Regions from separate parts of the Homo sapiens genome. Here regions 2 and 3 are each linked to region 1. Evidence: chromatin loops called from intact Hi-C (ENCODE). Cell type or tissue: dorsolateral prefrontal cortex. All regions are shown on one strand. Region 1 holds the start of YEATS4 (YEATS domain containing 4). Region 2 overlaps PTPRR (protein tyrosine phosphatase receptor type R). Region 3 has its middle 18 kb from the start of MIR1279.

Region 1 (8,000 bases):
AATAGATCTTAGGCAAAATACCAGCTGATGAAGGCATCTGATGCCTTCATCTGTTCAGTCATCTCCAAAAACAGTAAAAATAACCACTTTTTGTTGGGCAATATGAAATTTTTAAAGGAGTAGAATACCAAATGATAGAAACAGACTGCCTGAATTGAGAATTTTGATTTCTTAAAGTGTGTTTCTTTCTAAATTGCTGTTCCTTAATTTGATTAATTTAATTCATGTATTATGATTAAATCTGAGGCAGATGAGCTTACAAGTATTGAAATAATTACTAATTAATCACAAATGTGAAGTTATGCATGATGTAAAAAATACAAACATTCTAATTAAAGGCTTTGCAACACATGCCTTGTCTGTTTTTATTTAGACTCCTATAGTGTCTCTGAAGAAAAGAATACAGATATTTGAAAAAATATGATTTGGTGCTCTTAATATCTCTTATATCGTCACTTACCTCACTTAAATAGTCAGATATTGCTGGAGAAAAATTCACAAGCATGCTGACAGGTCTCACTTTAAATTCATAACCATAAATCTCAAATGAGCCCTCAAGTCTGCCTGACCATTTTAGTTACTTCTCTACAATCCTTCCATTTTTATGTCCCTAGTCTCCAAAATGACTGTTACTATTTTACTTTTCCTCTTCTCTCTTCAAAGCCTCAAGACACACATTCAGCCTCCTCCTCTGCCCCCTTATCCTCCACCCTCCTCTGCTCTCAGCAGATAACCTGGCCTCATATTACACTTCTAAAACAAAAGCAACTTCATACCAAGCTTTCCCTTCTACATCCCAAAGCAGCAGTCATACCTTCCCACAGGCCCATCCTTCCTTCCTTCCCTCCTATTATCAGGATGAAGAGCCTCTGCTCCTGCCAACAGCACTGACTCCACATGCAGTTTCCCTCCCATCCCTCTCACTACTCCAAGTCAGGCTGTTTCCTGCATCCCTAGTTTGTCCCTTTTAGCTGGATCACCTCCATCATTCTACAGTCTGCCCTAGTAACCTTCCATCTTACAACAAATACTCCACTGACCCTACATAATCCTCCAACTGCAACTCCATTCTCTGCTCCCTTTACAGCAAGACTTCTGGGGAAGTATGTCTGTACTTACCAACTCCATGACCTCACCTCCCAGTGTCTTTTCAACCCTCTCTAATCTGGCTTCTATCCTCACCCAGCTGAAACTGCTCCTCCAGGATTTCTCCCATGATTCCTCAGTGCTAATTCCAGTGATCATCTTGTTCATCTCAGCAGCATTTGACAAAGTGAACCGCTTCATACTTTTAGCAGTTTTTTAATCCCTTGGCTTTTCCTTATTTACATCCTACCTCACTGACTGTTCTTTCTCAGTCCTTCTTGCTCACTCTTTCTCTGCTATTTAATTTCTAAATGTGAGAGTGCCTCAGGGCTCAAGTCTATAATAATTTTATATACTACATATTTTACTTATTTGTCTCTTCTCACCAAAATATAACTTCCAAAATGACAGAGGTTTTTCCACTTTTTAAAAAAACATTGAAATAAACTCAATCTTTTAAAAAATATAAAAGTACTGTACAAAGATCTTTTATTTTTCAGAACTGTTTTGAGAGTAAATAGCCAACATGATACCCAATGGCCCTGATTACATCAGTGTGTAATTCCTATAAAGACATTCTCCTGCATAAAACCTCAAAACAATTATCCAAATTAGGAAATTAACACTGATACATTACTACCACCTAGTCATCAGATTCCACTCAATTTCATCGATTGTCCCAATAAGACCTTCATAACAAAAGCATCTAATTCAGAATCATATTGTATTTGGTTGTCATGTTTTTTAAGTCTCTTTGAATCTGGATTATTTCCTCAGTTGTTTCTTTCTGGACTTTTTATGACCTTGCCACTTTTGAAGACCACAGACTAGTTATGTTATAGAATGTACCTAAGGTTTTTCTGGTGTTCTCTCGATTCCATTAAGTTATGCATCTTTGGTAGGAATACCACAGAAGTGATGTTCTCACTGCATCCTTTCAGGTGGCATTCAGTTTTTGCAGTTTTGATTTGCCCCATTATTGATGATGTTCACTTGGATCACTTGATTAAGGTGAGGCCTGCAAGCCATCTTCACTGTAAAGTATTTGGGGAGGAGGTGCCTTGAGACTACTGCTCATCAAATTTTCAGTTTGTTTGTTTATTTATTTAGAGGCAGGATTTCACTCTGTCGCCTAGGCTGGAGTGCAGTGGCGCGATCTCAGCTCACTGCAACCTCTGCCTCCCAGGCTTATGCAATCCTCCCGCGTCAGCCTCCTGAGTAGCTGGGACTACTCGCACGCGTTACCATGCCTGGCTAATTTTTGTATTTTTAGTAGAGATGGGGTTTTGCCATGTTGCCCAGGCTTGTCTGGAACTCCTGAGCTCAAGCAATCTGCCTGCCTTGGCCTCCCAGGTGCTGGATTACAGGTGTGAACCACCGTGCCTGGTCATGCATTTATTTATTATATCAGTATGGACCCATGGCTTCTATTTTATTCAAATCATAAGGAGTTATAGTCCATTACTATTATTTATTTTGATGTTCACACTGTCCTCGATTTGGCCAGTGAGCCCCTGCAAGTTGTCTTCTGTGCCATTTCGACATATTTCCATCATTCTTCAAGCACTTTCTTGTTTTCTGGCACAAGATATTCTAAGGCTCACCTTGTTCCTTCCTTGCTTCCAAAAATGGAAAAGGCATTTCTCCAAGGAGCCCTGATTCCTCAAAGTGCATAATAGTATTAAAAAAACAGGATCTGGGCACTAGGGTATCACTGTTTCCAGGCCCTATCAGTGAACAGAGCTGGAAGATATATGTATTTACACTATATTTATCTCTATATCTATCTATTTATATTGAAAATCATGAATCCACACCAATATCTCCAATTCTAATCTCACACCACAGGATTCACTCTAGTTTTCTTCTTTCGCATGTTTTAACTCTCTTCTCTGACAGTAAGTAACTTAGCATCCATTATACTCATTATCCTTAAAATGTATCCTTAGTACATTTACGTATTTGATGGGTTTGCCTGTATGTAACCAATTCCCCAACTCTGCCCAAGTGCTCTCCACTCAGGCTCTGACATCCCTCAGTGGGTTGCTTCCTTCCCCAACACCTGGACACCCTCCTTACCATGATACATCTCTGATTTTATAATATGCTGAACCACTGTCCTGATAGGAAGAATAGAAATTTTTCACTCATTCCACTTCTGTATTCTAAACACCTAGAAGAGTGACTGGAACATGGTACATGCTCAATCAATATCAGTTGATCGAATAAATCTCTTGCTGATTATTTAGTATGTTCCCTCCAAACTGAACATTCTAAGCTTTTTGTTTTTGAGACGGAGTCTCGCTCTGTCACCCAGGCTGGACTGCAGTGGCGCGATCTCAGCTCACTGCAACGTCCGCCTCCTGGGTTCAAGCGATTCTCCTGCCTCAGCCTCCCGAGTAGTTGGGACTACAGGTACTCGCCACCACGCCTAGCTCATTTTTGTATTTTTAGTAGAGAGGGGGTTTCACCATGTCAGGAGATCGATCTCCTGACCTCGTAATCCGCCCGCCTTGGCCTCCCAAAGTGCTGGGATTACAGGCGCGAGCCACCGCGCCCAGCCTTTTTTTTTTTTTTTTTTTTTTTTTAATTAACTCTTCAAGGCCACATGATTCCAGTACAACCGCTTGCGGGGTTCCAAGCCACTTCTTGGCTATGTAAATGCAGCACATAGACTAGCCATGTGAGGGCAGCAGAGGGCCACTACATAGGTGCAACCTTTGGCTTCAAAATTCTTGGACCATTCTGACGTGATTAAACTAAAAACGAATGAGTTTATGCATATCGAGATACCCTGAGGTGTACAAAGGATGAGTCAAGGTAGCGGAGAGAGAGTTGAAGAGTGACAGCTGAGAAACAGAGATAGGACATGTCCAAGAAGTGCCAGGATAACCCAACAACACAGGCTGATTGAGGAAACTGCCAGAGATTAGACAAAGTAGACTGAAGAGGGAAAGCAATGTTTGTTGGAGATTTTGCTTTAGTTTTTGATAAATATTTCTTAGTCATACCAATTGTTTTAAATATAATTACGCCCCCAAACCAAATTTCTACTCTTATTCTGGCAACAGAATAAAAATCAATATCAATGTTTGATCATTTTCAAAGAAACTCAGTTCCTATCTTGGTTGAAATGCAGTGACATCCATATGACAATTGAGCTCTTCATGTGGCACTAATATAACTAAGCCCTGAGCACATCCCTTGCACTTCTATTTAGTGAAGTCTTTTAAAAAGTATTTTCTTTACAGTTGTTAAGTGGAATTACTAAAAATTACAATCAGCAGTATTTTCTACTCTTTTAGCTTATTTTTTAAAATATTTATCTCCATGCTTTTCAATATTACACCTATATTGCTTCTTCTTGATTTTTCCATTTTAAGATACTGACTTCCTACTATGGAAGTTAAAGATTAAGCTCTATTTCCTCCTCCTCCATCCCCATCAAGCATAGTACCCTTCTCCAAAGCCCATCCTTCTAAATGTAATTCTTTTTTTGAGGGGGAGGGGGGATCAATACTCAGTTTTTTTTTGTTTTGTTTTTTTTTTTTTTTTGAGACGGAGTCTTGCTCTGTCACCCAGGCTGGAGTGCAGTGGTGCGATCTCGGCTCAAGGCAAGCTCCGCCTCCCGGGTTCACGCCATTCTTCTGCCTCAGCCTCCCAAGCAGCTGGGACTACAGGCGCCCACCACCACGCTCGGCTAATTTTTTTGTATTTTTAGTAGAGACGGGTTTTCACCGTGTTAGCCAGGATGGTCTCGATCTCCTGACCTCGTGATCCGCCCACCTTGGCCTCCCAAAGTGCTGGGATTACAGGCGTGAGCCACCGCGCCCGGCCAATACTCAGTATTTATGTAACAATAAATACAATTACTTTCCTTTCTTGCACAAGATTTTGTTTTCCCTAGAATTAATAGCTGCATAATTCTTACAGCCGCTTAGTTTTCTGTGTACCTGTCATGAGTTAAACTCCAAACTCTCGGTCAAATCTCCTCTTGATTCAACGCCAGCTGGAATTTTGTCAATCCCATCCTTCTGAAGCAGTGTCTCCCAAAGATTTCTGACCGAATCTAATCTAGATGCGTTGCCGTCTATGCCTATACACAGCTATTGTTCCCGGAGCTCTTTCAGTATCATCTTGGGATCTTACTATTTTCTGTGTTTGTTATTTATTGTATTTCCTGCATTTCATAATTTCCTCCTTCTTGGCTTATTCCCTCATTTTGGTGGATCAGATCTACAGGATCTTCCTGGAGGTACTGAGAAAGGTAAGATAGGTACTATTTTTTGTGTGTAGTGATTTAGCACATCTGAAACTCTATTCTATTCACACACTAGATTGGTAGTTGGATGAGTATTGAAGACTAAATCGGAAGTAATTTTCCCTCAGAGTTTTGAAGACAGTGCCGTATGGCTTCCTAGATTCTAACTGAGCAATCTGAAGCCACTCTGATTCTATAGTCTGTATAACCTGGAAGGGTGTGGGATCTCTTTTTCCTCGATGTTCAGAAAATTCACAATGATATGCCTTGACGTGGATGCTTTAATATTTGTGCTGGGTGCTTAGTAGGATCTTTCAGTGTGGAAACTCATCTCCTTAACATCTGGACAACTTTTTGAAGTCATTTATTATTTCCTGCCTTTCATTTTTTTTTTGGTTTGGAACTCCTGCACTGGTCCTGTGATGTGACTGCAGCCGCCAGGCGCGTGCGCAGTGTACACTGCGTGCGCATACGCGAGCCCGTTGCGCCTGCGCGCGGTGCGGCCGTCGCCCCTCTTTTCGCGGCGTTCTCCACCTGCGCGGGCCTGAATGGCCTTCAGGAGCACAGTCGGCCTGAGGAGTTGACGGTTACTCACCGCCGTGAGCCCAAGTAACTCGCCCTCCTTCGGCTAGAAACCCTCCGCCTGGGCCCGCGCGACAGGAGCGCGGTCTCTGAGGGGAGCGGCGACCCCGCCAGCCCCGGTCTCTTTCCCTGGCGGCGGCGGCTTCTTCCGTGGGACAATATGTTCAAGAGAATGGCCGAATTTGGGCCTGACTCCGGCGGGAGAGTAAAGGTCAGTGCCCGGACCGCCCCTCTTCCGGGGTGGCTCTCCCGCCTCGGTTCCTCCCTGCGCGGCGCGGGGAGGGCCCACTGGGTTTCCTTTCGCGCCTTTTCTCCTCGGGTTTGAACCGTGGTTTCAGGTTGGAGAGCGAGTCAGAGCCATTGAGCGAAAAACCGGCGTTCATTGGGCCCCAACTTCCTCGCGTCACTGCCAACTCCCACCCCCGCCAAAAAACAAACAGATAAATGGTGGCTTGGGGAAACCCGGACGTGGCTGCCAAGGAAACGGGCGACTCCGAGGGCTGGGAAAGCTCAGCTTGGTGCACATTCGCTGCCAATCTAGGTTATTGGTGAAGCGGTGACGCCACCCTCCTGGTGTGAGGATAACAATAACTGTAGCAAACAGTCGCTGAGCGCTTACCCGCAGTATTTCCAAGTGCGGTAACTGAGACACCGAGGCATACGAAAGCTAAGAAAATTTGCTGGAGTTCATGGTGTTCACAAAGCCTCAAAGCAAGAGCATAACACTGTGCCTGGCACATGGGGAACATTCAGTAAATGTCAACTTCTTTTGTTTTTGATGAAATTACCATAGACCCTAGCGTAATGTTTGACATTGTAATATTTATTTCCCTCACACAGCCCCTGGCACGTTAATTTTTTTTTTTTTTTGAGACGAAGTGTCTGTCTTGTTGCCCAGGCTGGAGCGCAATGGCACGATCTCGGCTCACTGCAACCTCGGCCTCCCAAAGTGCTGGGATTACAGGCGTGAGCCACCGCGCCCAGCCGTGGTTCATTCTTTTTAAAGAAAAATTTCCTTTCCTTTATAAATAAAAATCAGAAGGGGTACAAATAGTTGTTTTTATCAGGAGCCAGTGGGTCCTGCCTTAAAAATTAACGTGCAGGGCCGGGCAAGGTGGCTCACGCCTGTAATCCCAGCACTTTGGAAGGCCGAGGAGGGTGGATCACCTGAGATCAGAAGTTCAAGACCAGGCTGGTCAACATGGTGAAACCCCGTCTCTACTAAATATACAAAAATTAGCCGGGCGTGGTGGCGGGCACCTGTAATCCCAGCTACTAGAGGGGCTGAGGCAGGAAAATCGCTTGAACCCGAGAGGCGGAAGTTGCAGTGAGCTGAGATCGTGCCACTGCACTCTAGCCTGGGCGACAGAGCAAGACAATGTTTCTTTAAAAAAAAAATAGCAATAATTAGTAGGTTTTAAAATACTTATGTGTGTGTGTGTGTGTGTGTGTGTGTGTTTTGTTTTGTTTTTTTTTGAGACGGAGTTTTGCTCTTGTTGCCCAGGCTGGAGTGCACTAGCGCAATCTCGGCTCTCCGCAACCTCCACCTCCTGGATTCAAGCGATTCTCCTGCCTCCAAGCGATTCTCCTGCCTCAGCCTCCTGAATAGCTGGAATTACAGGCATGCGCCACCATGCCCAGCTAATTTTGTATTTTTAGTAGAGACGGGGGCTTCTCCGTGTTGGTCAGGCTGGTCTCGAACTCCCGACCTCGGGTGATCTGCCCGCCTCGGCCTCCCAAAGTGCTGGGATTACAGGCGTGAGCCACCGTGCCTGGCCGCTTTTCTTCATTTTTATTGTTGTTGGTTACATTCACTCAGCACTTTTCACATGTGGTAAATCTTGCTCATTGTTCTTCAGATACATTTCTGTAACTGAGCCATTGGTTTCAGATTCATGTGCAACATTCAATATTTTCACTTCAATTGAAATTTTTTATCTTTCCAACATAATCTGTCAATACGCACTGCCTTTGCACTTATCAGATATAAGAAATATGTATGTTAAACTAAGGACAAATGTAGCAAACATGTCATCAGCCACTATTTACCAAGCTTCAGTCATCCAAGTGA
Region 2 (8,000 bases), 1.4 Mb after region 1:
AGCATTTATTAAGGTCTAATGTACACCAGGCACCTTAATAGGCAATACAAATACATGGACATGGCAATAAAAAAGAGACATCCTTACCTCCAAGCAGCTTACAATTTAGTTTACTGAATTACACAGTTTACTTTCTTATGAAGAATCATAATGATTTAAGAAAAAAAAAACCTGAGGAGTCCAATAACCATGTTCAAGCCATGTTTTAATTATTTTACTTGTTATTTCTATTTTGAGGATTTTGACGTTCTAATGTCATTTGATATTTTTCATAATGTCATTTGATATTTTTATCCTCTTGGGGGGATACAACTAGTGGATGACAAAAAAACAATGAAAAAATAATAATTCCAAGCAAACTATTATTGACATTGTGTTAAAGATTTTGTGAGACACCCTGCCCACACTAGATTTCACTAGTATCACCCTAGAGGATGTAAGTTCTAATGAGAATTTCTGTCACACCCAAGCCTCGATTTTTACTTTTACAGTATAGTGCTGTTTCACTCTGCCACCTGCAGGTCATATATGGAAGAACATATTTAAATTAGAAGGCCTGGCTTGGTGGCTCACTCCTGTAATCCCAACACTTTGGGAGGCCAAGGCAGGTGGATCACCTCAGGTCAGGAGTTCAAGACCTGCCTGGCCAACATGGTGAAACCCCGTCTCTACTAAAAATACAAAAATTAGCCGGGCATGGTGACGGGCACCTGTAACCCCAGCTACTTGGGAGACTGAGGCAGGAGAATAGCTTGGACCCTGGAGGAGGAGGTTGCAGTGAGCTGAGATCATGCCACTGTGCTCCAGCCTGGGTGACAGAGCAAGACCCCGTCTCAAAAGAATAAATGAATTAAAAAAAAAAGGTAGAAATCAGAGGCCAGGCACAGTGGCTCATGCGTGTAATTCTAGCACTTTGGGAGGCTGAGACAAGAGGATCACTTGAGACCAGGAGTTGGAGATCAGCTAGTGAGACCCCCATCTCTGCAAAAAATAAAAGAATTAACTGGACATGGTGGCATGTGCTTATAGTCCTATTTACTTAGGAGGCTGGGGCGAGTGGACTACTTGAGCCCAGGAGTTTGAAGTTACAGTGAGCTAGGATCATGCCACGCCACTCCAGCTTGGGGGAGAGAGAGAGAGAGACAGAGAGAGGAAGGAGAGAGAATGAGAGAGAGCAGAAGGAAGGAGGAAGGAGATAGAGAAAGAGAGAGGAGGGAGGAAGGAGAGAGAGAGACAGAGAATGAAGGAGAGAGAGAGACAGAAGGAAGGAAAGAGAGAGGAAAGAGAGAGGAAGTGAGGAGGAAGGAGAGAGGAAGGAAGGAGGAAGGAGAGATAGAGGAAGGAGAGAGAGAGGAAGGAGAGAGAGGAAGGAGACAGAGAGGAAGGAAGGAGGAAGGCAAGAGAGAGGAAGGAAGGAGGAAGGAGAGAGAGGAAGGAAGGAGGAAGGAGAGAGAGAGGAAGGAAGGAGGAAGGAAAAGAAAGAAAATATACTTTAAAGTGAAATAAACAACTCTCTTCTATGAAACTGTGATGGAAAGTTAAACCATTGGTCAAGATTATAATGATTACCTGGATCAAAAATTTGGATGGAAGAAAAATCCCTCCCCAGAAATGAAAAAAAAATGTTGGAGTTTAAACATGTACAAATAGGAAAGCAATGGTAAGGACAGTCACCCCTCTACACAATGTTCAAAGATGAGGAAGTATTGCCTCACCTGGAGAAACTTGCAATCGCCTTGTCTGAGACCTCTCTCTAGATTTCTAGACCATTCTTTCACTAATATGGAACCACTCAATTGTAGGATATTTTCTTAAGTGTCTTGATGCATATTTACGCTGTATTAACAGGTTCAGGATAGAGTCTCTTAAAGTTTACAAAGTTTATTCATTAAACAGGAGCAGAGGGGCCACGACCACAGACCTTAAAAACCAATTGGCCACATAGGGTGGTTGGATAATTTAAGCACCCGTGAAGGAGGTGGCAAGTGAGAATTTCTCCCTTTCTCTGGGCTTTCTAGAATCAACTGGATGTTTTAGAGCTGAAATAGACGAATATGTCTAACTCCCATGAGTAAGGCTAACTCTGTATCATTCAGTCAATTTTTAGAGAACCTCTATTATGTGTGTGGTATTAGGAAGTAGGAAAACAAAAACGAATAAGCTCTCAGGAGATCCTACTGTGTGCACGTGTGCCTACACACACATGTGTGAGTTCTTGATGGGGTCAGGGAACAAGAGAGGTAATTTAGGATGGTTTATTCCTAGATTCTGTATTTTTCTATGTATCGGATGGGAGAAGAGAATTTAAGGACAGCAACACTGATTTTAAAAAGCTGCCTTGGGCAATGAAAAAAAGAGCTGCCTGGAAAAACGGACAGGTGTTTGAGTAGGGCTGACCATCCTCTGGAGACTGACAAGATGAAGGATCCACATCTGAGGTATATTCCTTCAGGCAAAGTGGGCCTCTGCCATACTTTGAATGTATTCATTCTCATAGATCCTTTAGTACTTCATCATTTTTACTCTTATTTTTGATTAAGGTGGGTTTAAAATTCCAACTTTTTTTTCTTAGAAACCTTAAGTAGACTAAGGATTCTGTCAGGAAAAAATATTCCTCTGAATAGGGATTTGGTAACAACATGCTAAGTTAGGAGCCAACGTAACAAGAGTAAAACAAATGATTCAGAAGATCATATTCACAGCAGGGACCGTGAGGGTTTTAGGAGCTCCCCTCAGAGCCCCAGGTGCAGCGTGACATTGCCAAGGACATGCAGGGAGCACAGCTCCAAGGGGCTCCCTCTCGATGTCTAATGAGGCCAGGCAACCTGCCAGCACCACAGGCTTCTGTGGGGCAAGGGCGAGGTGGTGGTGAGCATCCATTTTTTTTTTGTTTGTTTTCCTCCGAGGCAGAGTCTTGCTCTGTTGCCCAGGCTAGAGTGCAGTGGCATGATCTCAGCTCATTGCGACCTCCGCATCCTGGGTTCAAGCAATTATACTGCCTCAGCCTCCCAAGTAGCTGGGATTACAGGCGCACGTCACCACGCCTGGCTAATTTTTGTATTTTTAGTAGAGATGGGGTTTCACCATGTTGGCCAAGCTGGTCTCAAACTCCTGACTTTGTGATCTGACCACCTCAGCCTCCCAAAGTGCTAGGATTACAGGCATGAGCCACTATGCCCGGCGCATCATCTATTTTTATTTTTTTAAAACATATTTCTTCCTATAAAATTAACTTGATGTCCAAGAACTTGTTCCTTTTTTCATATTGAGATTTAACAAATATTTATGGAACACGTACAAGGTGGTAGGCATTGTGCTACAGACACCGCCTTGAGGGAAATCAAAGCCGAGAGGGAAAACGCAGGAAATGAAAAGTAAGGCAGGTGGGATGGGGAGGGCCTGGAAAAGGGGAGAATCCTTGAGGGCTGTGTTTTAATCCATGATTTGGAAAAAAAGGTTTCCTTAAATAAACAAATGTATACACTATAAGACATTATTAGGGAACAATAATTTCATTTGATACACTGTTGTTAAAATTACTTAAAATAATGAGAAATGAAAATGATTGGATGCCAAGCATTGTTAGAAAGTATATCATATTTAAAAGTGTTCACAAGAATTTGTCAATTCTCAAGTTAAAGCTGTTTCATCACTACACTGAGACCTGTTTTCTAAGGTATATACCAAAAAAAGATTATGCCTTACCCGCCAGAGAGGACGCTGTCATAAAAAAAATACAAACAAACAACAACAAAAAAAAAAAAAAAAAAGAAAGAAAAAAAGAAAAATTATGGCAAAAAAAAAAAGAAAAAAAAAGAAAAAAAAAGATTTCACCTTTCTTTTCCTTCCATGAGACAAGGGGCTAACAACTGTGTCAACATGAAGTTCTCCACTAGAGGGAACTAATTCCACGTCCTCCAATCGTGAGCTTCATCAGGATGTGTCTGAGAACAGTGCTCTCTCCATGTTTAGATTGTACCCAGATAATCATGCTGCATTGCTAAATGGGAACGACACTTTAAAGTGGTTTTTATAAGATTTCCAGAAAAAGATAGTTTTATATTTATATAAATAAATTGAAGTGTATATTTTATGTTACAGAAAAAACCCACATCAGTTGAAAAATAATTGTGTTCAAGTCGCCTGCCATGAGTAACTTGTGATTCTTCACTGTTCTGCTCTAGAGGTCATGTGCTAATATCTGGGTGAATTTGATGAGAGGAGAGTGGTGCCTCACTTCCCAGGAAAACAATGTTTGGGCAGTTCATAAAATGCACATAGTGGGACCCTGAACTACATAGCTTTATGACACATTTCCAAAAACTCCTAAGGCAAAAGTCTCTGGCTGCAAGGAAAAACCTCCTGACACAGTATCTAAGATTCAGAACTGGTCGCTCTTAAAATAGGAAGCAAAGCTTATGCTGGGAATTATCTGTGCCTGCCCTGATTAAAACGCTTCTTCAGAACAGGCCATTTCACCTAATTCTGTCAACCTATACATCAAGATTTGGAACATGGTCCCCTAGCAAAAATAAAAAAAAATCTCATTTTAAAAAGCACTGCATTTAGTACCCTCCAAAGTGAAACTCTAATTAATCACATGTAGAGGAATCAGAGAATTTGAATCTCAAAAAATTGTACCACGACCACCTCTTCTTTAGGGTCAAGACAAAAAGAACTTTATAGAAATGCACACCCTACTGAATTGCCAAAAGAGTTCCCAGGGTAGTTAGATTTTGTCCCCCATGGTATGAGTGCAAATGGAGAGTACCCTGTAAAGCTGGAAGCAGTGTCCTGGATGGGGTTGCAGGCTAATGGATGTTGAAGGATTGTTGGGGGTCAGGGTGGAAGGGCTGAGAAGTCCTTTCTGCTTGAACCTCAGGGTGAAGCAGCCTGTATGAGGGGTGGTCTGGGGGCAGATACAGCAGTTAGAGGACTCAGTGGGACTTATTCCTGCTGCTCTGCCAGGGACCACAAGTAGAGAAAGGGAAGGCAAGGAAAGGAAAGGAGCAATTACTGTGATTCCTCTTAGAGCCACTGCCAGGTCTACACTTTCAGGACTCATTAGACTACAATGGCTTAAACATTTCAGGGTCTGCTTGGAGAGAAATTATGCCAGGCCTGTGCTTTCCAATGAGTAGTGGCCAATTTTTACCTTTTTAGGCAAAGCTCCTCTACTTTTAATTCTTAAATAATATATGTTGGCTCCTGTTTTACTCACCCTGGGTTGTATCCACTGTCATTTCTTTCACTTAACAAGATTACATTTTTGTCTCATGACGTACCATTAATTTTCAGGCAGGTTTCAAAACTTTTGCCTCCTTTTTCTTCATTCCTGTGGGGTCTTTTATTTTTTTAGAATAAAAAACCCTATGAAAATTTTGTTCATAACCCTCCAGAATTCCAACCTACCTATATAAAATCTGACAAATAAAGAGAACAGCTTGATGCTCACTGTTCATGAAGGGCTTGTGCATGTTTCCAGTGCCTCCCTCAGCTCTGGACATCCCCATACAAGTATAAGAATATGAAAATATTTTATAAAAATGTTAGAAGGTGATTAGTCCGTTCTCACACTGCTAATAAAGACATACCTGAGATTGAGTTAATCTATAAGGAAAAAGAGGTTTAATGGACTCACAGTTCCACATGGCTGGGGAGGCCCCACAATCATGGCAGAAGGTGAAGGAGGAGCAAAGGCATGTCTTACATGGCAGCAGGCAAGAGAGTGTGTGCAAGGGACCTGCCCTTTATAAAACCATCAGATCTCGTGAGACTTATTCACTATCATGAGAACAGCATGGGAAAAACCTGCCCCCATGATTCAGTTACCTCCCACTGGGTCCCTCCCATGACATGTGGGGATTATGGGAGCTACGGTTCAAGATGAGATTTGGGTGGGGACATAGCCAAACCATATCAGAAGATTAAAATTTTGTCATCTGTATCACCTAGAAAAAGGTAAGACATGGTAGTTACGTGCAGATTTTGTAAGCAGGTTGTCAAGATTGTATCTTTGGCTAGATTTTTATTTCTTTGTGACATTGAGCATATTACTTATCTCTCTAAGTCTCTCTGTTAGCATAACTGCAAGATGGGCATAGAAATACTGCCTGCCTCCAGGATGTTGTGAAGGTTGTCTGAGATCATACATAAGCACAGTGGTTGGCAGGTGGCAGGTTAGTGTCCAACCCATCAGCTGTGACTCTGCATCCTTCTATTACAGCAGCACGGGCAGCAGCTTAGTGCAGGCATGACCATGTGCTTCTCTGCTGTTCCTGCCACCTCCACTGACAATCACACACACAATGAAGTGGGCGAGTTATTATGCAGGATGTTTGAACAATATGGAGACCACTCCATCCTTTTCTGACTTGAGTATTCTGAATTATTGCCTTATAGCCCCCTCACTTTGGCTTCTTTGCTCTATTCGTGTTCACCTTCCTCTTGGTCATTTATGTCAGATTACCACCAGGCCTCCAGAATGGCAAAAATCAGATTAAGGAAAAAACTGAGACAGACAATGTGCTTCTAGAATGGCAGTGAAATGGTTATCTGTCATGAGTGTTTTGAGTCCACCTCATGAAATTGCACTTTGCTTGATTTAAAATCTGAAAAATATTCTGAAAGCCAAGCATAAAATTTGCTAAGAGGAAAAACAGTGTGACGCTCCATAATATACCTACTTGCTAAATATACTGATTTGTAGTTTATTTTAAAATTGATTTCCCACAGATTATAGGTGTGTACGCCTCCTCCCAACCCCCAAAGCATGCCAATTTATTATTAATTAGGAGTACAGCCTCTGGAGCAATACTGCTTGGGTTCGCATTCTATTTGTCACCCTCACAATCCTACTGACTTACTATTAAGTTATTAGGGCCATAACTTATACTCTCTGAGCATGAGTTTCCACTCTAAGGAGGGGATAAAAAGTCCCTTGGGTTGGTGAAATGAGATAATGCATGTGAAGGGTCAACAGGGCATACTGAGTTGTTATTTTTATTGATGTTATTTGGAGTTAAACTGGAATTTACTTCTACGTGTTTGCTATATTTTATGTTTATAAGCCCTCATGTTGTCAGGCTGAGCAACTGAGTCATGGTTGATAGACTGTGTTCAATGGGGCTGGGTCATAGGTTCCAATAGAATGAATGGTGTTTATTTGAAGGAGGCCGTGTGGTACGTGTATAATGGCCTGGGAAAATCAAAGGAACCTGGAGTGTAAACTTAGCTCTGCTGCGACCTTTGGCAAGTACAGTAATGCTGTTGGTGCCCCACCCAGGTCGCCTTTCTCCAGCTGGTGCCCCATCCTCTCCTGCCCCACTGCTGGGAGGGTAGCCTGTTAGTGGTGCCCAGCTGCCACTTCGCTGGAGCAGCCCCCTCAGCTGATGGGTGTTGCTGAGCCAGAGGTGCCTAGGAAGTTATGCCTCCACCATCCCTGGGTGGCCTGGAGTCAGTGGTTGGCTGGCATGAGGGTGCAGAGGCTCAGCCCCCTCACCTCAAGGTGAGACAACTGTCCATGAGGGGCCACTCATGCTCAGAGATCCCTGTGCAATCAGGCTGAGGGTAGATGGCTGCTACCACCACCTCTTTGCTTGTCCTCTTCTCTGTTCTGCTTGCCCTGCTTTCCTAATAAGCTTCCCCTGAGAGCATCTTCTCAACACATCATTTGGACAAGAGCCCTTGTCTCAGGCTGTGCTTTTACAGAACCTCACCAAAGACCTAAGAGAAAGATTCTGGGCCCCATTTTTATTTGACAGAAAATGAGAGAGTTGGATCCATTTTCGATTATGGGTCTATTTAATGAATATCTATCTATCTATCTATCTATCTATCTATCTATCTATCTATCTATCTTTCGAGACAAAGTCTCGCTGTTTTGCCCAGGCTGGAGTACAGTGGTGTGACACAGCTCACTGCAACCTTGAGCTCCCAGGTTCAGGATATCCTCCTGCCTCAGCCTCCTAAGTAGCTGGGAGTACAGGTAAACACCACCA
Region 3 (8,000 bases), 66 kb before region 1:
AATGTACCCGAATGGGGACTTAACAGTCATCCTCCCTTATGAAGCAGACTGCTGTAGAATTTCACGCAACTTGGGGCCACTCTGGTGAGCCTGTATATCTTCCTGACACGTTTGCACCTGGTGGTAATCTACCTGTGCCAAACCATTTCTGCCCTTATGGTGGTGTGGTATCTCATTTTTTTCAAATACTTTTCAGAGTCCTAACAGCTCTCAGATCTCAGAATGATGACCTCAATTGGAGCCTGCTTCCTGGAGAAATTGGCCAAGGTAGAGATTACGAGAACCAGAGTCATTCCAGGACAGATTAAACCTTAGCATTGTTGAAAGCAACTACCATTACATGACAGCTTGCCAAGATGGGTTGGGGAAGCCAGGATTTTGGTGATGAATAGTGTCTTCCAACATTTGAGAAACCTTAAGTACTATTGGGTTCTGTGTATTCATTCATTCAGAATTACCGAGTTGCCCATTAGATGTCAGGCACTGTGCTAGGGTCAAACTAAAAACTCCACCTGAAGATTAGCTAATATTTGCATGAAGCAGTGGATATTTTAATCTTTTTAGAGACAGGTCTTACTATGTTGCCCAGGCTAGACTTGAACTCCTAGGATCAAGTGATCCTCCTGCCTCAGACTCCTGAGTAGCTGGGACCACAGGTGCGTGCCACTGTACCCAGCAATTTTGCTCGATCTGTAGGGCTCCCAATCTGCTATGTCTGAGATCTTGTTGAATCTTATAGAGATAACTTAGAAAAGACGTAGCTCAGGAATTTCATTTTTTGGGCTTTCACATATATGCACTTTTCAGGGTTAGCCAAAAAGAGGTGGTGCTGCAGTATTCAGGATGTCTTATTTCTTGGAAGAAGAGTTTATGTGAGGTCATTATGGGATCTAAATCAGATAAGATATAGTTAGTATCTCTCTTCAGGTAGGATTCATTTAACAAATATTCTGGTTGCACATCCAGGTGCCAAAATGAATATAGCCATGAATGTAACATCCCTCATCTCTTGAAGATTATTTGTAGTGAGGAAAGGCAGACAATGATCAAATATATCAGTTTGTGTTAAAAATTATTAACCAGTATAAAGCAAGGTATTACTATATATGTTTGTCAAGGAAGATCCTTATGAAGTGTGGTTTGAACAGAGCTGAAAATATAGAGAGGGAGTGATAGTCATGTGGCTATCAGGGAGAAAACCATTCTTTTTTTTTTTTTTTAAGATGGAGTTTCGCTCTTGTTGCCCAGGCTGGAGTGCAATGGCGCGACCTCGGCTTACTGCAGCCTCCACCTCCCGGGTTCAAGCGATTCTTCTGCCTCAGCCTCCTGAGTAGCTAGGATTACAGGTGCCCACCACCATGCTGGCTAATTTTTTTGTATTTTTAGTAGAGATGGAGTTTCATCATGTTGGCCAGGCTTGTCTCGAACTCTTGACCTCAGGTGATCCACCAACCTCGGCCTTCCAAAGTGCTGGGATCACAGGTGTGAGCCATGATGCCCAGCCAGAGAAAACATTCTCGCAGAAGTAATAGTGCAAGTGCCCTAATTGAGGCAGCAAAAGGCTGGTAGAGTGAGGGAAGAGAAGAATGGTCAGAAATGGGTTCAAGAAGATATTTGGGGACATGATTTTGTAGGGCTTTATTGGGAATGGTAAAGATTTCAGGTTTTTTCATGGTATGACAAAATTTGGAAGCATATGAGCAGATAAGGTATAATCCTACATTTTATCACTGGTTACTATTTGAAAAATAAGCTGTTAGGGAACAATTCCAGAAGCAGGTGGACCAATTGGAATTAAAGCAAAGGCTTTAATATGGGTAAGAGAAAAAAGTATAGTTTCTTAGATTAGGGTAATAGCAGTGGAAACAAAGATTCCGAGTTTATTTTTAAGGTAAAGCTAACTTCGTCTGTTGCTGTATAGGTGAATATGAGAAAAAGAAATAAAGAACATCTCCAAAGTTTTTGACCTAAGAAAATGAAGAAGGAAAAAATAAGTCATCTAATAATGAAAGAAGACTGGGGAATGGGGTGGAAACTTTTGAGGGGGTAGGTATCAAAAATTTCATGCTGGATATGTTGAGTTTGAGAAAACAGACCACCAAGTGGACACACCAAGTAGTGATTTGAATATACATATTGGGAATTCAAGGTCAGTGTCAGGGCTAGAGATAGAATTGTGGGAAGTATAGGGCCGGGCGTGGTGGCCCAAGCCTGTAATCCAGCACTTTGGGAGGCCGAGGCAAGCGGATCATGAGGTCAGGAGATCGAGACCATCCTGGCTAACACGGTGAAACCCTGTCTCTACTAAAAATACAAAAGAATTAGCTGGGCATGGTGGTAGGCACCTGTAATCCCAGCTACTCGGGAGGCTGAGGCAGGAGAATGGCGTGAACCCAGGAGGTGGAGGTTGCAGTGAGCCGAGATCGTGCCACTGCACTCCAGCCTGGGAGACAGAGTGAGACTCCATCTCAAAAAAAAAAAAGTGTGGGAAGTATGGGTATATAAATAGTATTTAAAGCAGTGGGACCGGATGAGCTCACTGAGAGAATGATAGTTAAAAGGTCAGCAGGCTGAACCCCGGGGTTCTTCTATATTTAAGATAGACAAAATTAGCGTGACTCAATAAGACTGAGGGGACAACCTGTGAGGTAAGAGAGCTGAGAGAGGAGAAAAAAAAATTAAATTTGCATGGGGGGGCCTTGAAGCAAAGTTTCATAAAAGAGGGAGAAACATTAAGTGTCTGGCATACTACTGAAGGATTGACTAAGATGAAGACTGAATTGACCATTTCATTTGACAATTAAGTTCAGTAGTGGCTGAGCAGTATGGTTTGAATGGAGTGGTGAGGACAAAAGGGTGATTTGAGTGAACTGAGGAGGGAATAAGAAGGGAGATAGTGAAAACAGTTTTTTTGTTTGTTTGTGGAGATTGGGTCTTGCCCTATCACCCAGGCTGGAGTGTAGTGATGTGATTATGGCTCATTGCAGCCTCAACCTCCTGGGCTCAAGCAGTCCTCCCACCTCAGCCTCCCAAGTGGCTGGGACTAAAAGCATTCACCACCAAGCCTGACAATTTTTTAAAACTTTTTGTAGAGATGAGGTCCTTACTATGTTGCCCAGGCTGGTCTTGAACTCCTGGACTCAAGTTATCCTCCTGCCTTGGCCTCCCAAAGTGTGAGGATTACAGGTGTGAGCCACTGTGCCCATCCCAGAAATGGTCTTTAGAAGAGTACTGTAGTATGTCAGCAAGGCGATGGAACAGGAAGACCAAGACCCTTCTTCTGTCATGGATAAATGAATTTAACAATGATAGACCAAATCCCTCTGTGAGAAATCCAGAAACCGGTTACAGGTTGCTTTACCACAAGTGAGACTAAAATCAACGGCATCAAAGCCAGGTAGGAAAATTCAACTACCTGTCGCTTGCCAGAGCCTCCCAGCCCCCAACCCCTGCACAGCGTGGAGCAATTGGGAGGAAACCTTCAAACTTCTATCTGCAGAGGAAAAAGACTAGAACATATATCCAACATTCTAAGTTTTAGGGACCTGGCTGAGGGACCGCTTTCTGTATTTTTGCCTGAATCTGAGCACAGCAAGGGGGCACCAGCTGTAAGCTCTGGGAACACACTGCTCCGGAGTCTGCAGTACCACAGACAGACACTAGGCGAAGCTCCAGTACCATGACTTGCTATAGCACCCAAGACGCCACAGTATTGCAGGGGAACTTCTGATTAGAAACCCTGCAAACCTCTTCAAGTAGAATTCACACACAAGCCTAAAGAGGATGCATTCCCAGAAAAGGCTTAAGAAGCCTCCAGAATCTCTAGCCAGGCTGAATGGAGAAAGTCTTTGATATAGAAAACAAGATCAGAAAATCTGGGTGAGATGGCTGATTCTTCAATACTAAAATCCCAACAAAAATTAATGAGACATAACAAAGAAATGGAAACATGGCACATTTAAGAAACCAATTAAATTTCCAGAAACCAACTTGAAATAAATGGAGGTAAATGAGGTGCCAGAGAATTAACAAATACCATTATAAGAATGCTTAATTAAAATAGAGCATAGATAGCTAAACAAAACCAAGAAAATCATGCATAAACAGATTGAGAATATCATCAAAGAGAAACTGTAAAGAAGTACCAAACAAATTCTGCAACTGAAGAATACAATAACTGAATTGATAAAAAAAAAAAAAAATCTCTAGAGGGATTGAACAGACTTGGAAAGGCCGAAGAAATAGTGAACTCAAAGACAGGACTTTCAAAATTGCTGAGGCACAGGAGAATGAAAAAATATAAAGGGAGCCTAAGGGGCTTATGGGACACCATCAAACAGAACAACATTATGGGAGTTTCAGAAGAAAAATAGAGAAAAAGGCACAGACCTATTAGAAGAAATAACAGCAAAAAATTTCCTAGATATGAGAGAAATTGACATATAAAAGAAACTAAGAAAATGCCAGCAAAGATAAATCTCAAGAGACCACACAAAGACACATTATAATAAACTATCAAAAACAGAGTCATGAAAGCAGCAAGAGAAAAGCACTCATCATGTACAAGAGGGCTCCTAATCAATTATTAGCATGTTTCTCAGCAGAAACCTTGCAGACTAGAAGGGAATGGGATGATACATTCAAAGTATAGAAGTTCCTGATAAGGTAAATGCATAGAAATATATACAGTCCTATAATATTGTAATGTAGGTGTGTAAATTACATTTAATTCTAGCATTGAATTTATTTATTTATTTTTAAAGTTGGGGTCTAGCTTTGTTGCCCAAGCTGGTCTTGAACTTTTGGGCTCAAGTAATCCTCCTGCCTTACCCTCTGAGTAGTTGGGGCTACAGGTGTGCACCACCATGCCCAGGTACCAGTTTTGAATACAAAAAACAGAAGTGTAAAAAGTAATTATATATCTGAGTAATGGATACTCATTATAAAAAGAGAAAATTGTGTTAATTACAAAGTGGAGGGGGGCAGAGATGTAAAGGAGTAGAGTTTTTATACATGAATGAAGTTGTTAGCTGTTTCAAATAGGATGTTACAATGTTTAGGTGTTTTATGTAATTGCAGTGGTAACCACAGAGAAAATACCTACAAAATATACACAAAGGGAAATGAGAAGGGAATCAAAGCATGTCACTACAAAAAAAAACAAACAAACAAAAAACAAAAAACACAACAAAACAAAAAAGACAGCAGTGGAAGAAAGTAGAGACAAAAAAGCTACGTGACATACAGAAAACAACAAAATGGCAATAGTGAGTTCTTTCCTATCAGCAATTACTTTAAAGGTAGATGTGATGAACACTAATTAAAAGACAGATTGGCTGAGTGGATTTAAAAAAAAACAAAACAAGATCCAACTGTATGCTTTTTACAAAAGACTTACCTTAGACTTAGGGACACACAAAGTCTAAACGTGAAGGGATGGAAAACAGTTCCATGTAAATGGGAAGCTAAAAGCGGGGGTGGCCATATGTAATATTAGACAAGGTAGTCTAGATAGTCTTTAAGTAGAAACTCAGGAGAACAAAAAAGGATGTTATGTAATGATAAGGGGTCCATTCATCAGGAACATAAGACAACTATAAATATATGCACATCTAATGTTAGAACTCCCAAATAGGTGAAGCATTGACAGGACTGAAAGAAGAAATTAACAACAACACAATAATAGCAGGAGACATAATACTTCTCTTTCATTTATGGCCAGAACAACCATACAGAAGATCGACAAGGAAACAGAAGACATGAACACAGTATAGATCAGTTGGCTGTAACTGATGTCCACTCAACAACAGCAGAATACACATTCTTAAGTACTCGTGGAGGCTTCTCCAAGATAGACCACATGTTAGGCTGTAAAACAAATCTTAACAAATATAAGGAGATTGAAATCATACAAAGTATCTTCTCCAATCACAATGAAATAAAACAAGAAATCAATAGCAGAAGGAAAACAAGAAAGTCCACGAATTTGTGGGAACTAAGCAGTGCCCTCTTAATGAATGGGTCAGAGAAGAAAACACAAGTGAATTTAGATAATATCTGGAAACTAATGAAAGCAAAAATGCAACATATCACACTTATGGAATGCAGTGAAAGTAGAAGTGAGGGAGAGGTTTATAGTGGTAAACACCTACATTAAAAAAGAAGAAAGATCTCAAATCAACAACCTAATCTCATATCTCAAAGAACTAGAAAAGAACAACAAACTAAACCCTAAGTTATCAGAAGGATTAGAGCATAGGTAAATGAATTAGAGAATAGAAATACCATAGAGAAACATCAAGGAAACCAAAAGTTGTTTTTGTTGAAAAGATCAATGAAATTGTCTAACCCTTAGCTAGACCAACTGAGAAAATAAGAGAGAAGACTGAAATAAGTAAAATTAGAAAGCCAGGTGCAGTGGCTCATACCAGTAATCCTAGCACTTTGGGAGGCCAAGGTGGGAGGATTGCTTGAGCCTAGGAGTTCAAGACCAGCCTGGGCAACATAGCGAAACCCTATCTCTAAAAAAGAAGTAAAATAAAAAACTTTAGAAACAAATGAGAAGCTGGAAATCATCATTCTCGGCAAACTGTCGCAAGGACAAAAAACCAAATACCGCATGTTCTCACTCATAGGTAGGTGGGACTTGAACAATGAGAACACTTGGACACAGGAAGGGGAACATCACACACTGGGGCCTGTTGTGGGGTGGGAGGAGGGGGGAGGGATAGCATTAGAAGATATACCTAATGTAAATGACGAGTTAAAAGGTGCAGCACACCAACATGGCACATGTATACATATGTAACCTGCATGTTGTGCACATGTACCCTAGAACTTAAAGTATAATAAAAAATAGAAAAAAAAAGAAATGAATGAGAGGACATTATAACCATTGTCACAGAAATAAGGATTATGAGACTGTTGTGAACAACTATGCCAACAAATTGGATCATGTAAAAGAAATGGATAAATTCCTAGAGGAATACCACCTACAAAGACTGAATCATGAAGAAATAAAGAATATGAATAAACATAATATGAGTAAATAAATTGAAGCAGTAATCAAAACCTTCCCAGTGAAGAAAAGCCCAGGACCTGATGGTTTCACAAAAAAATTCCACCAAACATTTAAAGAACTAATACCAATTCTTTTCAAACTCTTCCAAAGAATTGAAGAGGAGGGAACAATCCCAAACTGAGTCTTTGAGGGCAGCAGTAAGCTGATAACAAAACCAGAATAAAACACAAGAGACTGGGCATGGTGGCTCACATCTGTAATTCTAGCACTTTGGGAGACCAAAGCAGGTGGGTCTCTTCAGCCCAGGAGTTTAAGACCAGACTGGGCAACATGGTGAAACTCCGTCTCTACTAAAACAAAAAAAAATCAGCCAGGTGTGATGTGCATTTGGAGCTACTCAGGAGGTTGAGGTGGGAGAATCACCTGAGCCCGAGAAGTCGAGGCTGCAGTGTGCTGAGCTGAGATTGTGCCACTGCACTGCAGCCTGGGCAACAGGAATGAGATACTCTCTCAAAAACAAAACAAAACAAAACACACAAACACAAAAAAAGAAAGAAAAAGAAAAACCTATGGACCAATAATGGACTGATATTGCTGATGAATATAGACGCAACAAAATAGGTATATAAGGAACTTACCTCAATATAATAAAGGTCATATAAGACAAGCCCATACTAGCATCACATTCAATGGAGAAAGACTGAAAGCTTTTCCTCTAAGATTAAGAATAAAGCAAGGATTTGCACTCTCACCACTAATATTTAACATGGGAAGTCTGGCAAGAACTACTTGGCAAGAAAAAGAAGTATAAGACATCCAAACTGGAAAAGAAGTAAAATTATCTCTATTTGCTAACAATATGATCTCATATTTAGAAAATTCTAAAGATTCCACAAAAATTACAATAAACACTTTCAAAAAAATTGCAGAATACAAAGTCAACACATAAAAATCATTTGTGTTTTTATGCACTAACATT

Evidence for each region. Peaks named below come from ENCODE experiments on the same cell type or tissue, not always from the same donor. Only the 100,000 strongest peaks of a DNase experiment are listed, where the experiment ranks them.
Region 2: a loop joins it to region 1, with 5 times the contacts of the local background. A loop is called at or near these places in 4 of 110 quality-filtered maps.
Region 3: a loop joins it to region 1, with 3 times the contacts of the local background. A loop is called at or near these places in 26 of 110 quality-filtered maps.

Annotation. Positions count from the first base shown.
Region 1 is chr12:69,353,884-69,361,883 of GRCh38, forward strand. LYZ (lysozyme) reads left to right here. Exons shown (of 4, transcript NM_000239.3): 4 at 1-351. It overlaps YEATS4 (YEATS domain containing 4), which reads left to right and starts at 5,860. Exons shown (of 7, transcript NM_006530.4): 1 at 5,860-6,140. The coding sequence starts at 6,090. RefSeq lists enhancers at 5,604-6,207, 5,765-5,954, 6,208-6,809 and a silencer at 6,235-6,394. In dorsolateral prefrontal cortex, CTCF peaks have their summits at 3,801, 4,001 and 5,838; DNase peaks (open chromatin) are centred at 3,758, 5,838 and 6,328; H3K4me3 peaks cover 2,722 bases; H3K27ac peaks cover 1,532 bases.
Region 2 is chr12:70,729,676-70,737,675 of GRCh38, forward strand. The region is part of intron 6 of PTPRR (protein tyrosine phosphatase receptor type R); the gene reads right to left. All of the region lies in intron 1 of LOC124902960 (a long non-coding RNA gene), which reads left to right. Among named protein-coding and RNA genes, the nearest start is that of PTPRB, 96 kb to the left of the region's middle. In dorsolateral prefrontal cortex, CTCF peaks have their summits at 478 (motif pointing left), 681, 3,895 (motif pointing right) and 4,096; no DNase peak of the experiment used is centred here.
Region 3 is chr12:69,287,525-69,295,524 of GRCh38, forward strand. No RefSeq gene overlaps it. Among named protein-coding and RNA genes, the nearest start is that of MIR1279, 18 kb to the left of the region's middle. In dorsolateral prefrontal cortex, CTCF peaks have their summits at 3,647 and 3,848; a DNase peak (open chromatin) is centred at 3,647; H3K27me3 peaks cover 395 bases.